2 separate regions of the Mus musculus genome follow, and region 2 is linked to region 1. Evidence: chromatin loops called from intact Hi-C (ENCODE). Cell type or tissue: gastrocnemius. All regions are shown on one strand. Links, peaks and the distances in the headings refer to the core of each region. The heading gives the core; the rest is flanking DNA. Region 1 has its middle 19 kb from the start of Gm36884. Region 2 overlaps Lrig3 (leucine-rich repeats and immunoglobulin-like domains 3).

Region 1 (11,667 bases), core at 2,471-10,470:
ATGAGAAATAAGAGAGAATGTCTATTTCGGGAGATGGAGCACTGATGGTCCGGTCCCTTTCGAACAAGATTCCCGGTGAGGGATGGACTCAGAGTGCAACCGCGTGGTGGATTAGTGCTTCTTACGTCATGAGCTACGATGCCGTGTGGAGCAGCCGGACTGATCGCGGTGAAACTGCAGCAGTGAAGATTCGGAATGCACGGTGACTAAAGATTAATTCAAAATCAAACATGCGACAAATGCTGACAGTGCACACGGCCAATTTATCTCAGCGTCTCTTCAGCTTTGCTCTAAGCATGCACACCATGTGCCATGTGTGTAGTCAGACCGCACAATACCAAGGAAACCTCTAGAAACATGGCTGTGGATCCAAGTCTCTGGCAAGTTCTAAACTGCGGTGTCTTTCTGCACACCCAAGATTTTCTGCTCTTATGGAAACATAATTGCTTAATTACGGAAACGAAGACTTTAAAACGTCTCTACCATTACTGCTCAGCATGTAAGAATCCAATCACTACATCATGGATTATACTGTGCTGGAATGTTTGAGGTTAAAATTGCTGTTTCAGCTGCTGGCTTGACTTTTACACTTACATAAATAACATTAATCTTGCCTTGGGATTAGGCATGACTTTTCAGATTTTCCAACATTTCTCCCTATCTATCTATGTATTATCTACTTTTGTAAAGCAACATTCTTGGCACCTGTTAGTATGAAATCAACAGTCTATCAACTCTGAAAAGTGTTGAAAATACTCTGTTTTATAGTATTTAATATCTGGACAAACCTTAATTTTTTATGTGTATATAAGCAACCACATTATCTTAGTAAGCACATTTATCTTCATTTTAAAAAGATGGTAAAAATAATATACATCATAAATGATTATTTTAAATTTAATAGATTTGTTTAGATATTTTATATGCCTAGGTACCTACTGTCACATAAAAATTTCTTGAGTTGGGAAGGGTCTTGAATGGAAATATTTTCAGAGTCCCCATGGTAAATCATATGTGGCTGAGGGACATTATAGATGGTGCTATATAGTAGATGACCTTAGTAAATGGTAAGGAAAGTGCTTTTGGGGAAACTGACTATTTGTGCAGCCCAGAAATGCTTAGGCAATAGCATTTATTTCTTCAACATCTCTGGTTTATGTGGTACTGGGGGTTCAAACCCCATGCTAAGTGTTTTAGGGTTCTACTGCTGTGAACAGACACCATGACCAAGACAACCCTTATAAGGACAGCATTTCATTGGGACTGGCTTAAAGGTTCAGAAGTTCATTCTATTATCATCAAGGCAGGCACGGTGCAGGAGGAGAAATGAAAGTTCTACATTTTCATCTGAAGGCTGCTAGCAGAATACTGGCTTCCAGGCAGCTAGGATAAGGGTCTTAAAGCCCACACTCACAGTGACACACCCACTCCCAACAAGGCCACACCCACTCCAACAAGGCCACACCTTCTAATAGTGCCACTCCTTGGGCCGAGCATATACAAATCATAACACTAAGCAAATGCTCTATCAACTGAGCCACATCTCCAGTGCTTGATCTAAGTGTTTGAATACTGACATTTCTTCTTCGAGGCTTGATTTTGCTAATGGTCAATTGATGCTGTCCCTGGTTTACTGAGCTATTGAGGAGTGTGAAGTTTATTTAAAATGGATACGTTTCCAGAGTAGTAAACTGTTCTGAATTTTAATTTCTTATGAAATTCTATACATTCCTATTTCCAGTGCAAGGTCTGTCATGAAATGTCTTCCCATTTCCTGCAGCTTTCTTCTCTGCACCATAAGGTTGAGTGTGGTAATTTAAGATTTTGGAGTTAATTGGCTCATAGAGAAGGCTTTCAGAGAACTTCACCCCCCTACCAAGAGCTATTTACATATTCATGTTTATTACTGCTTCTATAGCAATGAAATGTCTTTGCCATCATAGATGTCCATCAATGGACGAGTGGGTAATGAAAATACGGTACACTCATTGCATACACTAGCAAGATTTTATTGAAAGGACGCAGATGTAGCTGTCTCTTGTGAGACTATGCCGGGGCCCAGCAAACACAGAAGTGGATGCTCACAGTCAGCTAATGGATGGATCATAGGGCTCCCAATGGAGGAGCTAGAGAAAGTAGCCAAGGAGCTAAAGGGATCTGCAACCCTATAGGTGGAACAACACTATGAGCTAACCAGTACCCCGGAGCTCTTGACTCTAGCTGCATATATACCAAAAGATGGCCTAGTCGGCCATCACTGGAAAGAGAGGCCCATTGGACTTGCAAACTTTATATGCCCCAGTACAGGGGAATTTCAGGGCCAAAAAGGGGGAGTGGGTGGGCAGGGGAGTGGGGGTGGGTGGATATGGGGGACTTTTGGTATAGCATTGGAAATGTAAATGAGTTAAATACCTAATAAAAAATGGAAAAAAAAAAGACATAAAAAAAAAAAAAACACATCAGAAAAAAAAAAAAAAAAAAAAAAAAAGAAAATACGGTACATGTAAGAATGGAATATTATTCAGCTCTAAAGAAAAAATAATCACAAAATTAGCAGGGATGTGGATGGACTTAGGCTGCATCACATTAAGTGAACAAGTCACACAGTCTCTGAAAGAAGCAAACACATTTTATGTTCTCCATCATAAAAGCATGTTAGGCTAGAATGTAAACGTCTGTGTAGGGAGACAGATGGGCATAGTGTAGCCTTTAGAGAGGAGAACGGGAAAGCGAATTTTAAAAGAGACAAACTCATTCTGGGGAGTTTATACTTTCAGCAAGTCCTGACTGACCTCTCAAGGTGTAACATTTTCAGTGCAAAATAAGAAGTAAAGTGGTCGGTGTTCACATGAGATTCTACGAGGGGCTGCTACCTTACGGGGGAAAACCTGAAATTGAAATTACGTTTATATTGACTGTAGGTTGTGGTTCTCTGTAAGAACTGCTGAACTTAGTGTATTTTCTTTATGAACAAGGATTCTGGCTATTCAAATAAGAGTGTTAATATCACTGGCAGGATGTTTAAAATATCATCATTCTGAAAGTTCTGAGACTCCGTGATTGATTGAGTCTCAAGAGTGACCACGCCAGGCATTTGGAAGCACTCAGAAACTTCTCTGTTTTTCTCTGTGTGTTCTAATTCTAAAATGTGTCGTTGTTGATCAATAAATGTACTTTGAAAACGATTTCAGGAAAGTGAATGGAATTAAGAAATATGCAACTTGCTCTTCCAATAAAAATCAGCATTTTTTAGAATGAACACAAACAGCTGGTGAAGGGCCTGCTGTCAAATAATGCCTGATGACTGCTCAAATATTGATGATTTCCCTCTATTTTTCTGATTATATTTCGATGCTGTCTTAGCTGAGAGTTCTATATCTTCATCTGAAGGCTGCTAGCAGAATACTGAATTTCAGGCAGCTAGGATGAGGGTCTTAAAGGCCACACCCACTCCAACAAGGCCACACCCACTCCAACAAGGCCACACCTCTAAATAGAGCCATTCCCTGGGCCAAGCACACACAAACCATCCCAGATGCCATTGCAGGAGAATGGCTTCTACTTATCTTGAAACAGAAAGACATGTCAAAGTCATATCCCCAAGTGAAAAGATCCTTTAACAATTTTATTAATTTTATTTCTGTCTATGTGGGTGCCTGCTCCTCTACAGAACGCCACATACATACAGTTGCCCCGAAGAAGTCAGAAGAGGGGCTCAAACCCCTGGAACTGGACTTCCCTGTGGTTGGTTGTGAGTCGTCATGTAGATGCTGGGAACTGGACCTGGGTCCTTTGCAAGAGCAGCCTGTGCTCTTTCATCAGGGAGCCATCTCTCAGGGGAAGTAGAAAATGTGACCAGCAGAGGGGAGCACCTCTGACACCATTCACAAACATGTCCCACCCTGACCCCAGCACACACACGCACACTCACACCAAATAAATAAAATGAAAATGTAGTGTAAAATTTAAAAACCATGTTCACAAATAAATGAAGTCCTTTTCTGTCTTCTTCTCCCCAAAGTTAATTGGGTCCTTAGATGATTTATAGAGGAGTCTCTGATATAGTCTATGGTAGAGTTAAAGTTGTGAATCCTCTTATTCGGAGAAAGATTGAAAAAAGATAAGGTTATATACAGAAAGTAATTTAGCAATCATTTTCAGAATCTGTTTCCCTTTTTTTTTTTCCTCCCTCAGATATTGCGTCTGAGTTCACACTGGTTTCTCTGGCTCTATCCCAAAGAGCGGTTCCAATTGTGCCAATGATAAGGTGATGTATCCTCCCCCGCCCCTTTCTCTCTTTTTCTTTCGATCTATCTCAACCATGCATCTATCTCAACCACGTGGAGGAGAAAGAGGACAGCCTGTTCCTGTGGGGATTAACCACTACATTCCAGGTGTAACCGTGCAAGGTCACATGTCATAAATACATGATCAGCTGCAGCCACATAATCTCAACACTAAAGACAAATATTCGCTAAGGAAAACAAAACAAACAAACAAAAACAAAAAAACAACGAAAAACAAAAAAACTTTGTGAGGAAAACAAAATCCAAAACAAAAACAGTGTCAAAAGAACCCCTGTCAAGTATCCCCAAATCGGCCCCTTTCCATTCCGTAGGAGAAGAATTTCTTTTCCCTTTGTCTCTATGAGGTTCAGAACCTGGGACTGCTGTGAGCAGACAGCTTAAGCAGACATCATACATAAACTTACTTCATATTGTTTTTAGGTGACCCCAAGGAAGAGATCAGCTTACATGTTTGATGGCAGACTTGATGACGAGTGGAGAATCAAGGAAACATTTGCTAGATCGAGTGTGCAATAAAACAAAACAAAACAAAACAAAACAAAACAAAAAAACAGTTTACAAAGCTGGGGGAACTCGCGGGGCCTCAGCTCAGGCATCTCTGGCTGCTGGCCACAGTCCTTCCTGTCCCTAGATCCAGACAGGGCAGCCCTCAGCTGATGAGAGAAGGGTCAGAGACATTTCTGCTTGTCTAGTCTCAAGTTTACTCCCTTGTGCCACGGCACCAAAGATTAGCGTAGCACGCTCCTGTTAGTCCAGCCCTGGTTTTCTTTCTTAAAAGAGAAAATTTAACAGAAGTTTTTATTTTTCCCCCCCGTTTGTTGATTTCTTTCAAGAAAGGGTCAAAAATTTATCTTCAAAATACTAGTTGTAGAGATGCATACAAATAACAAAAAGAAAAAAAGAGAGAGAGAAAGAAAGGAAGGAAGGAAGGAAGGAAGGAAGGAAGGAAGGAAGGAAGGAAGGAAGGGGGAGAGAGAGAGAGCTAGGGAGAGAGAGAGAGAGAGAGGGAGAGAGCGAGAGAGAGAGAGAGAGAGAGAGAGAGAGAGAGAGAGAGAGAGAGAGAGAAAGAAAAGAAAAGAAAAAAGAAAAGAAAAGAAAAGAAAAGAAAAGAAAAGAAAAGAAAAGAAAAGAAAAGAAAATACAGATTTTTAAAGAGCCAGCGAAATATCATCTCTTACTTGGCTCACTTTTAAAGTTAGAGGATTGTACAGAATGGCGCCTGTGTGGCTGTGCGCATGCGCACTTCCCATCCCAACTTTGGGTAGAAGAGATTCTCCCCTATAGAGGGAGAGAGAGGAGCTTTGCATCTGTTGAGGCAGGGCTAAGTCAGTGTGAGAAAGTCAGGAGCAGCCGCACTTGACACCCACTCTTGTCAGTTCAGGCCACTGAGGCTGAGCAGAAGGGACGCTGGGCCTTGTCCCAGATGCTGGGTCTGAGACTCGAGATTTCCCTCTGCCCGCCCCTCCCCCATAGCCTTCCTTTGTTTCCCTGGAGGGTTATTTATGTTGCTAATTCAAGACTTTGACTTGTAGGATAAACCCATGCTGTGTGTTTATAGAACAGGCAAGGCGGAACCCTGGGTCCCTTTGATTGGAGATGATTTTCACATGTTTCCTGGTTCCCCTTTTGTGAAGATTTATCTTCAAACTCGAGACTTCCCTCCTTCTCACTTCAGACTTAAACTACTTAAATCTAGAAAAATAAAATTGTTTAACTGAACCTACTTCCCTAATAACTTTAGAAGAGCCAGCCAACAAATTGTTTACTTGAGAGGACCGTAGCCTTTTCTTCCGCTCTTCAATCACCCTCAAGGAGAAGGCAGATGTGAGTGGCTGGGACCTGGTGGAGCACGTGGGCGCGTTTGCCCAGCGTGGTGGGTACCGCCCTCTGTAGGGTAAAATTAGGCTTACTCGAATCTGCTAGATTGTCTTGCCCTCTAGTGGTCAGTACAAAAAAAAAAAAAAAAAAAAAAAAAACCACACACGAACATTGCAACTTGCAATGACTGTGTCTTAACGTTTACTTATAGGTAGGCGAATCGAATTATTATTGAGTTAAATCAATCTGCTATCATGCAAGATAGCACATATAGTTGGGCTTACGTGTACGTTTTTATGGGTGGAGGATGGATCCCATCGCCCTTTGCAAACTAAGATGTGCTTAGCCACGGAGCTGCGTGTCCCAGAACAGCATCATGTTTTACTGAATTAAATAAATTAAATGGCCACTTCCAAAATTCCTTAGGGGATACATTACAACATACAATTGTACATGTTGACGGAGCACCATCTTACACTGTTGTATGTACACATATCACATAATACGAAATCCAGACGCATCTAATTCCTCACACACGTATAATTTGCTTATCATGAGAACAGACAGGATCGTTCCTTGGAGCTTTTTAAAACACACAGTGCTGTTGTCATCCAGTGACCCCACTGGGCAGCGGCGGGCCAGATTTTCCTTCTCCATAACTGTACATTACTGCCTGTTAGCCAACATTTCTTAACCCACCCTTTCCACTCGCTCCAAACACCTTACCCTTATTTTCTATATCTCATACAGATTCCATTTATGAATGAACTCTCGAGGCAGTTGGCTTTCTGTTGTTGGCTTATCTCATTTAACATTACAATCTCTGGTTTTTCATCTGTGCTTATTTATTTATTTATTTATATTTTTGAATGATCACATTGTATTGTGAGTGACAGAATAGTAAGTAATCCACTTTAATATTCACTGTATCCATCCATCAACCATGAGAAACTTAGAGAGTTTCTTCAGCTTGGCTCCCATGGATAGCATTTGTCTTAGTTAGGGTTTTACTGCTGTGAACAGACACCATGACCAAGGTAATTCTTATAAGGACAACATTTAATTGGGGATGGTGTTTACAGGTTCAGAAGTTCAGTCCACTATCATCAGGGCAGGAGCAAGGCAGCATCCAGGCAGGCATGGTGCAGGAGGAGCTGAGAGTTTGACATCTTCATCTGAAGGCTGCTAGCAGTATACTGACTTCCAGTCAGCCAAGACAAGGGTATTAAAGCCCACACCCATAGTGTTACACCTACTCCAATGGGGCCACACCTCCAAATAGTGCCACTCCCTGGGCCAAGCACATACAAACCATCCCAGCATTTCAGTGAACATGAGAGTGCAGATGTCTCTTCAATGTGCCCACTAAATTCCCTTTGGATACCCAGTAGTGAGATGGGTGGATCATACAGTAGTTTTATTTTATGGAACCCCAATACTATTTTCCATAATGGGTGTATTAGGTTATATTTCTAGCAATGGTGCACCAGGGTTCCTTTCCTTCCCATCTTGACCAGCATTTCTTGGTCTCTTGTTACATTGATATCAATAATTCTTATTGGAGTAATACTCTGTAGCTCTGATTTGCATCTCCCTGTTGATTAGCAATATTGATGTTTTTCACAACCCATATGTCATGTATGTTTTATTTTGATGTATGTGTATTAAACTGTGTGTTTGGTTCCAGACCCCCAAAACAAGGGACTGAGGTGCATATTTTACATATTAAAGCGGACCTGGCCTCCAGGTTCTCCCTACATCCCTCAGTCCCTACCTTGCATACCCCTCCTCCAACCCTGAACTTTCCAGCCCAGAGCTGGGCTGCCCTTCCCCTAGAGACTCCTCCTTATATAATCCAGATCTCCCCCTCCCCCTCCCCTCCCTCTCCTCCCTCTCCCTCTCCTCTCTCTCCTCCCTCTCCCTCTCTCCCTTTCCCTCTCCTTCTCTCTTGTCCTTTTCTTCTCTCCACACACACACACACACACACACACACCTTTTTGTCCTTTCTCTCTTTCTTCTGTGCAACCCCCTCCCCCTTGTGGCAACTTCCCTGGCCTCTTTCCTTGGGGCAAGAGAACTCGCCTGCCTGAGAGCAGCTTCCCAATGAACCTGCCTTTAATATATTCTAATCTGGCTTGAATTGGCTCATTTCACTGGAGGAGAAATAACCTATCAGAGAAATAACCTATCTCTGTGTTACTAAATTATTTTTAGAGAAAAATATATGGGAACTTCAATAAAAGCACACAGTATATAAAAGTAAACTGTAGTATAATAACTTTGTTTACTTTAGCACTACAATGCAGTGTAGAGACATAAAAAAAAAAGAACAGAACAATACTGACATATCTGGTGCTGCTCCAGTGTCCATGAATACATACAAACTTTGGCCAGTTGATAGAGGGCTATAGTGTGTAGATTTTGCTACCCTGCTTTAAGCTCTAGGTGGACCATGCTACCAGCTCCACCCAGGTTCCCTCAGATCCATGGATGAAACACACACATACACATTAGCTTACACAAACACACACACACACATACACACACACACACACACACACACACACACACACACACACACTAGCTTATCTTTGATACACTTTAGTTCAATGGTTGGGCTCTTAGACGCCTTCCTCTGCTATCACATTATGACATTCGAATATCCCATCTGCTACCCCAGGCCCAGTTGAGAAAGTGGCCAATGACCACTCTACACTAGATCTCACATGGCTGTGGCTCCTCCAAAGCATGGTGAAAACTTTCTCCCTTTGCTCTGCTAGCCTGCCTGCAGGAAAACTGGAGATCCCGCCCATCTATTCTGCCCAGCTCATTGGCCATTAGTATCTTTATTGATTGATCAAGAACCAATTGGGGAAGAGGACCTTCAGGGTTTACATGCAGATTCCCAATCAAAACATCAGAACCACCTCCTACAGAGGGTGTCCTCCTGTGTCCTCCTGGTGCCCTCCAGGCCCTGTGGCCCTTACATTCCTTTGCCTTCTTTTCCAAGGGTTTCCCTGAGCTTACCTGTTACTATTGCTATGATCTAACTTTTGGAGTGTGCTATGTGTTTATAAAGTTGTCAAATGTTCTTTCTTCTTCTGAAGGCTTCACATTGTCTCCTTTGCTGCTAAAAAGCTTGATAGAGTCATCTTTGTCTATTTTTCCTCCCATCTCTCTTTTGAAATCTTCTAAGTATTCTTTTTCATTCCAATATCTTGTACATTTCCCCCTAGCCTTTTTTTTTTTATAGTTTCTGGTCTATATTTAAGTTACTTGAACTGGTTTTTGTAACTGCTAAGAGATAGAGGTGCAGTTTTATTCTTCTGAAAGTGGTTGCTCAATTTTTGGGACACTTCCTGTGTCCTAAGTGTGCTCTTGGTTCTCAGGAGAGAACCAGCTGGCCGTAGATGAGTCCTCTATGCATTCTATTCAGTTTCTCTCACCCATTTGCCTCTGAAATGGAAATTTATCGTTTCTTCGGAGACTATTACTTGTGTCATGTAATATTTTTCTGGAAACTGTCTTATAAGGGGATGGTTTTGTTGAAGTAGACACATGGTGTTTTTTCTGGAAGCAGCCTGGAAAAGGGGCGTGTGATGTTTTGCTAGAGCAGACACTTGAGAGAACACGTGATGTTTAGAAAGGGTATAAATATAACCCAATGGACAGTGGACGATGCTGGGTGGTAATAGTTTGCCTTGCCATGCTTTGCTGATCATTTTTGAGCTTTGTTGACACTGGTCTTCGTTGACAATGCTCTATGGTATTGGTTCACCTCATCACTCTTTGCTGGCCATCATTTGTTATGACTTCATAGACAGAATTATACCAAAGAACTTCCATTGGCATTCCCACAGGCTTTTGCTGCTTCCGAACGGTAGAGCCTCTTCCAGTTTCTTCTGGATTGAACTGCTGTTGCTGATTCATGAAGGGTATCTGCGAGGGGCTCTAGCTTCAGTTGCTGATTCCTGTGAACTGAACTGCTGATGTCCTGACAACACAGACTGGATTTGCTCCAAAGAACTATCTCTAAACAGGTCCACATCCTCCTTGGCCCTATTAACCTTTCCTTTCCACTGCCTCTGGCGGGTGGTGGGCTAGAAGGGAGGTTAAAACATTTAAGCACCCTTATGAAAAGTAGGTTTTGAAATATCTAAGCCTATATGCCTCTTTTACACCAATACAATGACTTGATGTTTACAAAAGATTTGTTCTGTCTAAGCCAGAAGATATGATGCCAGAAGATATATGTTCTTTTTACTCAAGTTTGTTTTGAGTATTTAGGGCTTCTTGTGGTTCCATATAATTTTTGTAGGCTCTGTAAAAAAATTAATACTTCAATAGGTAGTGCATAAAATCTGTACATCACTGTCGCATCCCACTTGACCAGCAAGAAAGACGCAACCACCCGTTCTTCTTTTTTTTTTCCATTTTTTATTAGGTATTTAGCTCATTTACATTTCCAATGCTATACCAAAAGTCCCCCATATCCACCCACCCCCACTCCCCTGCCCACCCACTCCCCCTTTTTGGCCCTGGTGTTCCCCTGTACTGGGGCATATAAAGTTTGCAAGTCCAATGGGCCTCTCTTTCCAGTGATGGCCGACTAGGCCATCTTTTGATATATATGCAGCTAGAGTCAAGAGCTCTGGGGTACTGGTTAGTTCATAATGTTGTTCCACCTATAGGGTTGCAGATCCCTTTAGCTCCTTGGCTACTTTCTCTAGCTCCTCCATTGGGAGCCCTATGATCCATCCATTAGCTGACTGTGAGCATCCACTTCTGTGTTTGCTAGGCCCTGGCATAGTCTCACAAGAGACAGCTACATCTGGGTCCTTTCAATAAAATCTTGCTAGTGTATGCAATGGTGTCAGCGTTTGGATGCTGATTATGGGGTGGATCCCTGGATATGGCAGTCTCTACATGGTCCATCCTTTCATCTCAGCTCCAAACTTTGTCTCTGTAACTCCTTCCATGGGTGTTTTGTTCCCAAATCTAAGGAGGGGCATAGTGTCCACACTTCAGTCTTCATTCTTCTTGAGTTTCATGTGTTTAGCAAATTGTATCTTATATCTTGGGTATCCTAGGTTTGGGGCTAATATCCACTTATCAGTGAGTACATATTGTGTGAGTTTCTTTGTGAATGTGTTACCTCACTCAGGATGATGCCCTCCAGGTCCATCCATTTGTCTAGGAATTTCATAAATTCATTCTTTTTAATAGCTGAGTAGTACTCCATTGTGTAGATGTACCACATTTTCTGTATCCATTCCTCTGTTGAGGGGCATCTGGGTTCTTTCCAGCTTCTGGCTATTATAAATAAGGCTGCTATGAACATAGTGGAGCATGTGTCCTTCTTACCAGTTGGGGCATCTTCTGGATATATGCCCAGGAGAGGTATTGCTGGATCCTCCAGTAGTACTATGTCCAATTTTCTGAGGAACCGCCAGACTGATTTCCAGAGTGGTTGTACAAGCCTGCACTCCCACCAACAATGGAGGAGTGTTCCTCTTTCTCCACATCCACGCCAGCATCTGCT
Region 2 (11,667 bases), core at 1,971-9,970, 270 kb before region 1:
CTCAATAAAGCAAGCACAGTCTAACCTACATTGTGATCTGGCTATCCAAATAGGAAACTAACAGTTCATTGGGCCAGCTTGCACAATATTAAATGTCTTCTTTAAGTAGCTGAGAACCTTCCACCCAGAAATCTCATTTTTAAAAAATGTGTGCCAAAGGTTCCTGAGACCCACATGGACCCAGGACCATAACCGGTCAAGGGCTAAAGGGATACAGGATATAGGGGGAAAGGGATAAAGGGATAAATAGGATCTCTGTGAAGCCAGAGAAAGCCTATTTTCCTGGCAGTCCACAACTGATGAGTGCAGACCAGGAGAAAAAAACAGAGAAATCTCGGCTGTATGTTTTACATCAAGTAATTACAACAACAGAGTTTCTCAAGATACCACCATCTGCCCTCAAATCCCCACCGTGGCACTCCCAAGGATTTCTTCTTGTTCTTTAAAATTTAAGTCATCTTAACTTGGAAACAAACAGAACCCACGAATCTTCAGGGATTCTAGTTAACTTTTTAAAACAATAGCAACAGTTACTGAACAGAATTCTTGTTAAGTACTAAATAGTATGTGTGTGTGTATATATATATCTCCAGACTATATCCTAAGAAAGCTCAGAGATAACCTACTGATGGTAGACAGAAAGCAAGATGACAAATGGCAGGTAGATGTATAAATAGCTTTTCCAACATGGGGAGAATATTGTCACAACTGTTTTATAAACAGAAACCCCTCCTGGAGCACCCTTAGGAGAACTAAATTCCAAATACTCACAGGTGTTCCAATGTGTCCAAACCAGCGAAGGCCTTTTTGGTAATAGATCGAATCCGGTTTCCCTGGAGAATTCTACAGGGGTGGCAAGAGATATAATCACATTGTAGTTAACTTTAGAAAGCCATTTTAGGAGCAGAATTCTTATAAAAATGACTATTTTCATTGGTGAGCAATACTATTATCTTGAATTAAACAAAGTAACCCAAAATATTGGACTCTTCATATCTTGTTCAGTAACTTGAAAGATTAGACTCTTCGAATCTCATTCAGTAACATTACCAAACACGGGTTTCAAAGTACTAAACAGACTCCTCCATGTAACAGTTTGAATAAGAAATGACCCCGTGAGCTCATGTATTCGGACATGTGGTCCCTAGCTGGCAGAACTGCCATGGAAAGCTTAGGCTATGAAGACTTGCTGGAGGAAGTATGTCACTGGGGCTGGGCTTTGAGAGTTTAATAGTCTGGCACCAATTCTGCTTCCTGTGTGTGCAACGGAGATGTGGTCTCTCAGCTTCCTGCTGCTAACAGACGCCATGGCTTTCTTACCATGGTAGACAGCTAGCTGTCTAGAACCATAGGCCAAAATAAACTCTTAAGTTGCTTTTGGTCAGATTTTATCACAGCAATAGAAGAGTCATCAGCAAGTGCAGTCCGCTAACACAGGTGCTACGGAAGTCTCTCTGGGGATCACACTGCCCACTCCCGCCCAGTGCAGCTTGCTCCCCCACTCTTTCTCTGTAAATGCCCTTCATCATCAACTGAAAACAGAACAGTCTATAAGACTATTTCATTGCAAAACAAAAAGTGTTTGCATCTCTTAAAGACAGTCACTTCTACACAGTGACCGTCCCTAATGAGTAACAGCCAACATAATTTGCAAGTTCCTATCTAGGTATCAGAATGAATAGTTAGACAAATTCCAGGATTGAATTTTCTTCCTTTCATCCAAAGAAGGAAGAAAAGGTAATTATATGAACACACGTCATGAACCATACCACTTGCTTAGGAGAAGGACCAAGCGTGCAAGCACATCTCATGCTTACTCCTGACTCTATGATGTCACCTGATGAGTCTGACTTCAATGAAGACAGCAATTTTAAGTCATAGAGTAGGCGAATCATACTCACAGTTGCCTCAATCTGTCCAGCCCAGAGAATGCCCCACTCATGTCTTCGATGGTCCATGAGATTTCATTGTTCCTCAGATCCCTAGGGAAAACACGGGTATTCTCTTTAGAGTCACTTTTCAGAAACTTTAGCTGCTACCCAGGTGGTGTCCTATTTGTAACAAAATCCTCCGAATCCCCCACCTTCACCCACTTCAGAAGAAGAAACTCAGTTCTCCAAGGTGCCTTTCACATCCTGAACCCTGCACTCAACACTTTAAAAACTTCCCCCAAATCAAGACAGTAACCCTGGCCCTGTTAAGTGAAGGTGACTAAGCACTCACGTCTCAAACAACTTGAAATATACATTAAAATTTAAAACCAAGTTCCTTCCAGTAAGTGGTGGCGCACGCCTTTAATCCCAGCACTTGGGAGGCAGAGACAGGTGGATTTCTGAGTTTGAGCCCAGCCTGGTCTACAGAGTGAGTTCCAGGACAGCCAGGGCTACACAGAGAAACCCTGTCTCAAAAAAAAAAAAAAAAAGAAGAAGAAGAAGAAGAAGAAGAAGAAGGAGGAGGAGGAGGAGGAGGAGGAGGAGAAGGAGAAGAAGAAGAAGAAGAAGAAGAAGAAGAAGAAGAAGAAGAAGAAGAAGAAGAAGAAGAAGAAGAAGAAGAAAAGAAAAAAGAAAGAAAGAGAAAAGAAAAGGAAAAAGAAAAACAAGTCCCCATCACAAAGACAGAGAAGAGCCAAAGCATATAGCATGTCTTTCCACTCTAATGGTTCAGATGGGACAGAGCGCAGGGTTTCTGAGTGCAAAATCCTGAAGCCCACATTAAATTAACATTGGAGAGATTTTTCAGGTCAGTTAATGCAATGCTTTTCTTCCTGAGGACAGAAATCAAAGGGTGGGAACCAGAAGAATAAACACTCGGCTCCCTTCAGGCCCTTTCTATAGTTCTTTCTGCTGCGTCTTGTTTTTAATCTGCATTTTATAAAGACAAAACTTAGTGGACTTAAATCTTTCTTTTTTTTTTTTCTTCAGCAGTTCTGAACTTCCTAGCGATGCCGTGGAAGAGGGACACTGCAATCACCAGGCACGCTGATCAGCGTCCTTTTAAAATCCCTTTAAGAAACACACATGGATGAAATAGATCTATTCTAATCAGACTGCTCTGGGAAAGATTAAGAGCCCACTTTTGAGGCTGTACACATTTCCTCAACAACAAAGGAAATCTGCTGGGAGAAAAGTGGGCACATTTAGGAACCAATTAGGCTCGTGTACCAAGAGCAAAATGTGTAACTTACAAAGTCTTTAAACTGGTAAGCCCCCGGAAGGCACAGTCAGCAATGTAGCTGACTTTGTTATTCCCAATGTGGAGGGCATTTAGTAGGCTTAGGCCCAGGAAGCTGGAATCGTCTAGCCTTGATAAGTGGTTGAAAGTCAGGTCTCTGCAAAAAACAACAACAACAACAACAACAAAGCTTTTATCTTTCCATTCAACATAATAATCTGTTTTCTAAAAAAGAGGTAATAAATGTAACTACAATAATCCTGTTTTAACATTCTGCCTTACAGTAACCAGGTAAACATTACTCCTAATCCCAGTAATTAAAATTAAATAAATAGTCCATGAAACAATGACTACTTCTGTCAACTCGACAAAGAACTGCAAAGAGAGGCATTGGCTCCAAAGTATCACAGCCGAAAACACAGCATCAGGGGCACACAGAAAAGCGGCTGTCGCCTTGGCAACTTTGTTGCAAAAATTTCACAGGTCAATGGTAAGAAACTCCTACTCCAGCAGGATCCCTGCTCTCGAACCTGAGGAGAATAAAAGGCAACTTACAGCTCACTGAGTTTCTGGCAGAACTCCCAGGCATCCGGGCTGATCCTGTTGATGGCGTTCTGGCTCAGATGAAGTTCCCGCAGCATCAACAAGCCATAGAGCCAGCCTTTGGTAATCTCGGTTAGGTTGTTATGGTCCAGCTGCCTGCATGTACAATGAGAACCAAGGGTGGGATCCAGAGTTCACGATCTACTCTCTTCAAAGCCATGCATAGCTGGCTGTAAGCAACTGATGACATATCCCTAACACGCCTAGATAGTCGGCTTTGATATATAAGGAGATCAGCAAAAGATTCATGCAGTTCACCTGGAACATGACTAAGTAATTATAACTATGATTGTATAGCATGAGAATCTAATGAGGCTTTTCAAAGGAGAGCTACCAGGTGTCCACTCAGTATTTGGGGGTCAGTGTATCTGAGTGGGAACTTCGGTAACCCACACTTACAGGACTTCCATGTTGCTCAGCCCCCAAAAAGCTCCATCCATCAGCTTTGTCACTCCGTTTCTTTGCATTTTCAGAGACTTCAGTGCACCAAGTCCTTGGAATGTGAGTCCATCCACGTTCTTAATCTTGTTTCTGTTCAGCTCACTGTGTTGGACATTACAATTAAGCCGTTAATTCATGTGACAATTAAATTCTAATGGTAAGAAAAACGTGTCATACGCTGCAATATATTTAACCCAGTCAGTGCTAAAACTGCAAGAATGTTTTCCATTTCCCAGGCACTTTATTGACAAGGATTTCATTTTTTTCCCCTCCAATTTATTACAGGGAGTGAATGCCTATGTAAAACACGATATATATATATGAATAATATAATAAAGGAAACACACTAGATTTTCATTTCTAAATGGTTGTCCACTCAGGATAGTAGTCAACAAATTTATATTCAGCCTTTGTTGATGCAGAACGAGCATGATAACCATCCCAGAAAAGCAGGAGGGGTGCCGGGGAATGGTGTAGAAATCCTGCCCCGCGTGTATGCAAAGCTCTACCATCATTCCCAATTAACGTTCAGTTTGGTACCTTCCTGCAGGCTGCAACACTTTCTATGTCTGCCAAACACTAGAACCACCTAGGGAGCTCTAAAAGTTCTCGAAGCCCGAATTGCAGCCCCCAGAGGTTTTAGTATAATTGGTCTAGGGTGAATCCTGGGCTCTGGGGTTTTAAAAAGCTCCCCAAGTCTCTGTAATGTGCAGCCAAGGTTGAAAAGTGCCGTTGCGGGAGCCTTGTTCACAAACCATTCTACCATTCTTAACGAGACAGTTCTTTACTGCCACTTAGGCTATCAAAGCACCCTGAAGTTGTTGGTATTATTCTCATAAACCACAGCTATGGAGAGACGCTGTGGTTTCCTCAGGTCCACAATGGCACCTTTGTGAAGGGGCAGCAGAGTGATCACCCTGCTCCTTCAGCCACCATCTAGCATGTCCTGTCAGGCAGCTGCTGGCATGAGGTAACTGGCAAGCCTTTTCCCAATCAGGAGATTCCACCACTTGCGCCATGAAAGCGAGGATAGTCACGTGCTTGCCCCTAAACTTCTCCTGTCCCACTGTGGGCATCAGACCTGGACCCCAGAGGCTCAGAGGTGAGAGTGTGATGTCCTAGAGGCCATGTTCACTTACAGGTGCTGCAGCTGAGGCAGTTTAAACATCTTGGGAGGGATGGCTGAGATGCGGTTCCTGTTCAGCTTCAGCACCAGGAGCGTGCTCGCCAAATTGTCAAAATACCCTGGTTCCATGGACGACACTCGGTTGTTATTGATATACCTGTTGAGAGTTTGAAGGTCAGCCGAGGCTTGCTCAGGTTTCTTCGGGAAGTTAAAGTGCTTTCAATCTCCCCACTGCAGAGACTCTCCAGTGACCATAAGTGCACCCTTAAAATTGTTAATACTGAGTTCCCTGTGAACAAATTAAGGTTTACACATATGGACTGGGATATGGCTCGATGGCAGAGTGCTTGCCAGGTAAAGAAGCCCTGGGTTTATATCCAGTACCAGGAAAATAGTAAATAAAGATAAAAAGATTCACACACTGTAGTTTTAATAAGAAAGGTCCTGTGTAGGCTCATGTGGTCTGACACTTATTGTCCAGCAGGTGGCACTCTTTTGGAAGGTTGTAGAATCTTCAGGAGGTAGGGCCTAGCTAGAGGAAGTAGACCACAGAGGGCGGGACTTGGGGTTCTATAATCTGGCCTGACTTCCTGACCACAATGTCACAGGGCTGCCTGCCACTTCTCCCAGCATGCCCTCTCTGCCATGATAAAACTGTGCCCTCAAACTGTCAATCAGAACAAGCCTTCTCAAATGGCTTCTTGTCAGGAACTGAGTACAGGCAGCAAGTAACTAATATACATATACTAACAGCAAAGACTGACAGATCTTTGAAGGTGACGAATAGTTGTTACATTATATATATATATACTTTGTGTGGAATTTGTTACTAATGCCCTAGTTTGGAGCATTTGCTTTTAAATCGTGATAATCGTGATACAAAATTGTAAGAAAGAAGATTGAATCTATTCAACTTATTCAAATCCATGAGAAAGTTACATTCCACTCCATAGTAGTGAAGTCGGGTTGCCTGCATCTTAAACACACCCCTGTCCCCAGTTATAACAATATTCTCACTGGGGGGGGGTAATTTATACTTACAGATACTTGAGTTGTAAGGGTGGAAAGGCAGTTCTCAGTTCTGAAATATTATTGTTGCTGAGGTCCAAAGTCTCAAGGGACTGAAAGGCTTCCAGCTGTTCAGGGAGGATTTTGTCGATGGCGTTCCCAGCCCTATAATTAAAACACAGTCCCAGCAACTGGTCAACAGTATAATCCAAAGGGAGAAGAAGACACCTACTCCTGACCTGTCCTTCAGAAACTAGTTGGTCCAAACCATATTTCTCAATGACAGTCAGCAGCCCATGGCCATGTATGCTCTGAGGTCATCCTAGATCATATGAAGAATGTCCTTACACCAATCTGACAGGATAATACGCATATAGAGTTGCCATGCTTTTAAACACAACTGATGGATTTTTTTCTTTCAGATTATTTCTCAATATCTTCCTGTTTTATTAGATAGTAAATGAAACAACTAGCACAGAGTGGGAACACCAGGCTACACTCCCTTATTCTACATTCCATAATATACATTATAGTATATTATGGATATTATATATATTACATATTATACATATAATATTTTGTAATATTATATATATATAATACAATGAATATTTAAAACACATATATGTACGCTCATGTATTTAAACTTAGTGTAGCTATTACTATTAGTGGGACAGAGCTGCACATGTGGAGATCGGAAGAGAAGTTTGTGGAGTTAAATGTTTTCCTCCCATTTCTGTGTTTGCACAGTCTCTGGGCATCCTGGTCAGCTGGGCAGGCTTGCACTGCATGCAGGCGTCTTTACCTTCAGACCCGCCTGGCCAGCCCTGTGTCCTCCTAACTACTAGTCTGATTCTTCTTTTAGAAGGTACCCTCACACAGCAGTGCCAATCAGTTCCCAATCCTTACCACTCTGTGGCTGCTTTAGCTCCTGGCTAGAAGGAGGCCCTGTTTTTACAACCAGTTACTAAGTTGACAGAGGCTTCAGTACCAGAGAAAGTATTGCATAGTTATCCCAAAAGAGCTACCACCTAACACAGTCCCTAAGGACAGTCATCAAGAGATACTTGACATTACCAGTCTGGACAACAGATCAAAATAGACCACAATGGCAGTCACTGGCTACGTATAGCTCTTTACGAGTATGTAAATACACACACACACAAAGTATCTGTCACTGAGCATGAAGGCACACTTCTAATGTCACCACTCAGGATGCAGTGGCAGATGTTCTTGGTCAGCCCGGCTATATAAGAAGATTATGTCTCTAACAACAACAACAACAATAACCACAACCACAAAAGTCTTCCTTGATTATAATATCTATATGTCAAGAGAGCAATAGCCAATGTACCTGACAGCAGCAAATGAGACGGAACATTTCCACCATTTTTCTGTTGCATTTCAAATGGGGAAATGCCCAGCCAAATTCTCACAAGTGGTCATAGGTACTAGAGGTATTTAGCATTATTGGTATTTAGCGCTATACTCATGAGTTCTACTTGACAATCTTATTAGAAAACAGGAGCGAACTGAACTTGCAAGCCAGCTCAACTGTCACATAGGTTTAGGTAGCGTGGACCTTTTCCCCCATTAATGTTTCTTCATTTTACATCCCTGCTCCCTGTTGCTGGGTGCCCCTTCCCATGCTCCACCCCCCCTCCTCCCCTTTCCTTTCTCCTCTGAGAGGGTGGAGGTCCCCACTGGATATCCACCCCCCAACCCCCATCCTGTCACATCAAGTTACTGAAGTACTAGGTACATCATCTCCCCTGAGGCCCGACAAGGCAGATGAGTTAGGGGAAGAGGATCCACAGATAGGTGACAGCTCTAGGGTCAGCCCCTGCTCCAGTTGCTGGGGAGCCCACATCAGACCATACTGATCATTTGCTACACATGTGCAGGGAGGGAGGCCTCCAGCCAGCCATGTTTGGTCTCTGGTTGGTAATTCAGACTCTGAGATCCCCAAGGATCCAGGTTAGTTAACTCTGTCTGTCTTCCTGTGGTACTCCTATCCACTTCAGGGACCTCAGTCCTTCCCCCAATTCTTCCACAAGAGTCCCCAAGCTCTGTCCAGTGTTTGGCTGTGGGTCTCTGCACCTGTTTCACTCAGCTGTTGGGTGGTAGCATGGACTTTTTAGACCATCGCATAGCAGGAGAAACCATGTTAAGTTAAAAAGCTGGGAACAACTGTAACAAGGGTTTCTCGTTAGACCCTAAGGAATAGCGACGAGATCTGATCCTTAGTCAGAAAACAGCCCCCAGGTATGTGTGTTGCTTACGAGTAACTCAGACACACCTCTCCATCTCAGAAGTTAGGTAGACCACTTTTATGGGATCCCAAATTTTACAGTGCATCTTACTATAACACGCTCACCACCACCCTCTTCCATATTGCAAACTCCTTTGAGGCAGGGATTCGTGTTCATGTCGCTGTGTTAGAATGTAACGAAGCCAGAAATACTGGGGCACACAATAGGTGTCAACACCTCTGTTCAACACGGTTCACACATTACACCATCCACTCACAGAGTAATTTCTCTCTTTCAAATATAATCTAAAGTTGGGAAACTGGGGCTTTTTGCATAACCAGTCCAACTACTCCTGAGGCACCTCACATAGCAAGTCTGGGTTGGTCCCTGTCGATCCCCGGTTTCTTTTACAGAACACAAAGCATCAGTGATATTCTGGCCAAAAAAAAAAAAAAAAAAAATCAAATTCTATTTTCAAACTGATGTAGAAATCCAACTGGCTCACTGATCCACCATCACAGGGATAACCAGGGCCTCTTGCAATCTGCGCCTGCACTTTTGTCCTGGAGGAGACAGACTTCTAGGGATCTGTACCCACTACAGTTAGAAAAAGGTTGACTTCCTGAGACTGCAAAGACCAGGTGCTGCTTTCTCCACAACAGTAAGGAGAGAACTCCAGAGACGCAGGCTCTAAACAACACTCTCACACTGAAGTCAAGACCCTTAGTCTAGTCCCTTTAAGGAGTTTAGGGTTATTGTCAGTTTGATCTTTAAGAGACCCAAATCATCAGAGAATGTAACTCCACCGGGGGTGGGGGGAGGGAGGGAGGGAGAGAGACAGACAGACAGACAAGAAAAAAATCCTACACAGGATAACAAAGAAACAAGCTGAGATAATAGTAAAGTTCAAAAAGAAAAGAAAATTCAGCAATTCTACATACAGGTCCCAGATTACCAAGTTCCTCGGATTCCCATAAAGCATTACAGACTTTGTTTAGAGTCAAGTCATCCATGACCTCTGATTCTGACCATTTCCCACATCTGGATTTGCCAGAGCACAAACTCCTTGATCTAGCTGTGAGGTACAAGCGAGACAATTAGTCAATCTCTAGGTCCCGGAGATGGAGGCAGGCAGGCTAAGCCCAGCCAAGAGGCCTTAGGGTCGGGGTATAAGGGATGAACAAAACCACAATTTGGGAGACAGAAATTTTCTCTTAAATACATAGCCCGATGTTTCTATCACCAGGATGTCCTCCTCCAAGTCACCCAGCAGCTAAAACGCCCAGACCCACCCCTGTCTGTCTCACATCTCTCTTCAAGTCTGCACCTGGTTTGGGCCAGGCTGTCTGGGGCTAGACTACCCAAACTTAAACACTATTCTGCAACAACAAAAAGAAAACAATAGTGTAGTGTTTAGTTGTGTTATTATTAGGAGTTATTTTTTTTCCTAATAAATGGAGCACATTAGTATTTTGAGGTAAGGAGAGAGAGGCCCACCAGGTGTCTATCATATTGGTCAAATAAGGCTAGGAGTTAGATAACAAGCCACACAATCTCTGGTTTATATATTCGTTTGTTTATAAGGTAATTATGAACAAGGTATTAAAACTGCCAATTACTTGAGTGACGAATAAAATTTTCCTTGCAGTAAAAGTATGGTCCAGCCAAAGCCAGCAATTTCCTGAACTGCACAGCTCCTAAATTGCAGTGTGAAAGTGCCCCGCTCGAGATGGAGTGTGCACACTGTGCTCTTTGTCAGCCTCACTGCCCAGCACAAAAATCCCTTACAACTGCCAGGATAATAGCCCCTGTATCACAACATTTAAATCTGCCCTAATGGAACTGAATCAAATCCAAATTCGAGTTTCTTATTACCTTAGACTAACTGGTGAATTACCACCTGATAGGTACCAGTTTAAAACAAAAACAAACAAATACATATTAAAAAAAAACTTGCTTTATATCATGAAAGAGGGTTTTAAAAAGAAAGAGAGAGGTAACTACATTTTTTAAAAAATGAAAGAAAAATTCTCACATCACCTGAAAGTCTCAAAATAAGTGTAATCCAGCAATTGGGTCCTAAACAACTGGTTGCAGAAGACAAAGATCCAATTCAGGCACAGTTTTAGCTTTTCTCCAAATAGGGATAAATGCCAAAATTCATCAACACATCGAAAAGCGCCACAGCTGATTCATACTGGGGCAGAATGTGCACAGTGCTTGATTAAAAACAAACTCCTTATCCATCATTAACATTGCATGTACATGGCATCTTTCCACTGCCCAAATAACGAGGCCTGGAGGGTGTTTCAGCCCTGCACACACCCGTTGGAGACTCGGAATATTTAGTCCTCCGTTTGTTGATGGTACAGAGAGTTCCTCGGTCAAATCACTGCTGAGGTGACTTATAATTAGTCCCTTCAAGACAAACAGACCTCTGGGGCATGGCTGGTGTGAGCCTAAGACAGTTGCTTCCTTCCAGCTACCAAAGAGGCCACAGGACAAACAGTAGCCCCAGGTATTTCAACCTTGGCTTCCAATGTCCAAAAATAATGGCTTCATTTTGTCACCAACGCCACCTACCAAGAAACTATGCCAAACACCTTAAGATGAAGAGGTAAATATGGCACACCAGTTTTCTCTGATGATATTTACTCTTAAGAATGCTGGAGAAAGACCCAATCATGAATAAGATCAAGATGCCCTTGACGTCCCTGGAAACTGAGAGACTGATGGAGGTCAGTATTAGAGTTGGTTCTCTGAGAAGGAAGAAAGGGACAGGTCGAAACTTAAGCATCAGGCACCTCAAAGGCGGTGGGAAGACCATAGTGAGGTTGGCAACAGTTACCAAGGAAGTCACTGATGAGACTCCAGGAGTACAGAATCAGCCTGGCAAGTGGGAGGCCAGGCCAGTGTTGGTGTGAGCAGAAGCAGGGCTGCAGGTCAGATGCTCCAACAGGAGAGAACGAAGCAGAGTGTCGTTTCAAGAAAATGGTGTGTGCTTGACTAGCCGAGATACAGTGCTTCACAGATATAGACAGAAAGGCTGACATTCAAGAATGAGAT

What was found. Hi-C counts contacts between places; a loop is a spot of excess contacts. Peaks named below come from ENCODE experiments on the same cell type or tissue, not always from the same donor. Only the 100,000 strongest peaks of a DNase experiment are listed, where the experiment ranks them.
Region 2: it touches region 1 in a loop (36-fold over the local background); 13 of 42 quality-filtered maps call a loop at or near these places.

The regions. Positions count from the first base shown.
Region 1 is chr10:125,720,016-125,731,682 of GRCm38, reverse strand. No RefSeq gene overlaps it. Among named protein-coding and RNA genes, the nearest start is that of Gm36884, 19 kb to the left of the region's middle. In gastrocnemius, for the core only: a CTCF peak has its summit at 6,208 (motif pointing left); DNase peaks (open chromatin) are centred at 4,270, 4,918, 5,743 and 6,179.
Region 2 is chr10:125,989,265-126,000,931 of GRCm38, reverse strand. It overlaps Lrig3 (leucine-rich repeats and immunoglobulin-like domains 3), which reads right to left. Exons shown (of 19, transcript NM_177152.5): 4 at 6,383-6,514; 5 at 5,355-5,498; 6 at 4,174-4,317; 7 at 3,727-3,870; 8 at 3,185-3,328; 9 at 1,902-1,982; 10 at 772-843. Among named protein-coding and RNA genes, the nearest start is that of Gm29997, 15 kb to the right of the region's middle. In gastrocnemius, for the core only: a CTCF peak has its summit at 5,816 (motif pointing right); DNase peaks (open chromatin) are centred at 3,735 and 5,917; H3K27ac peaks cover 819 bases.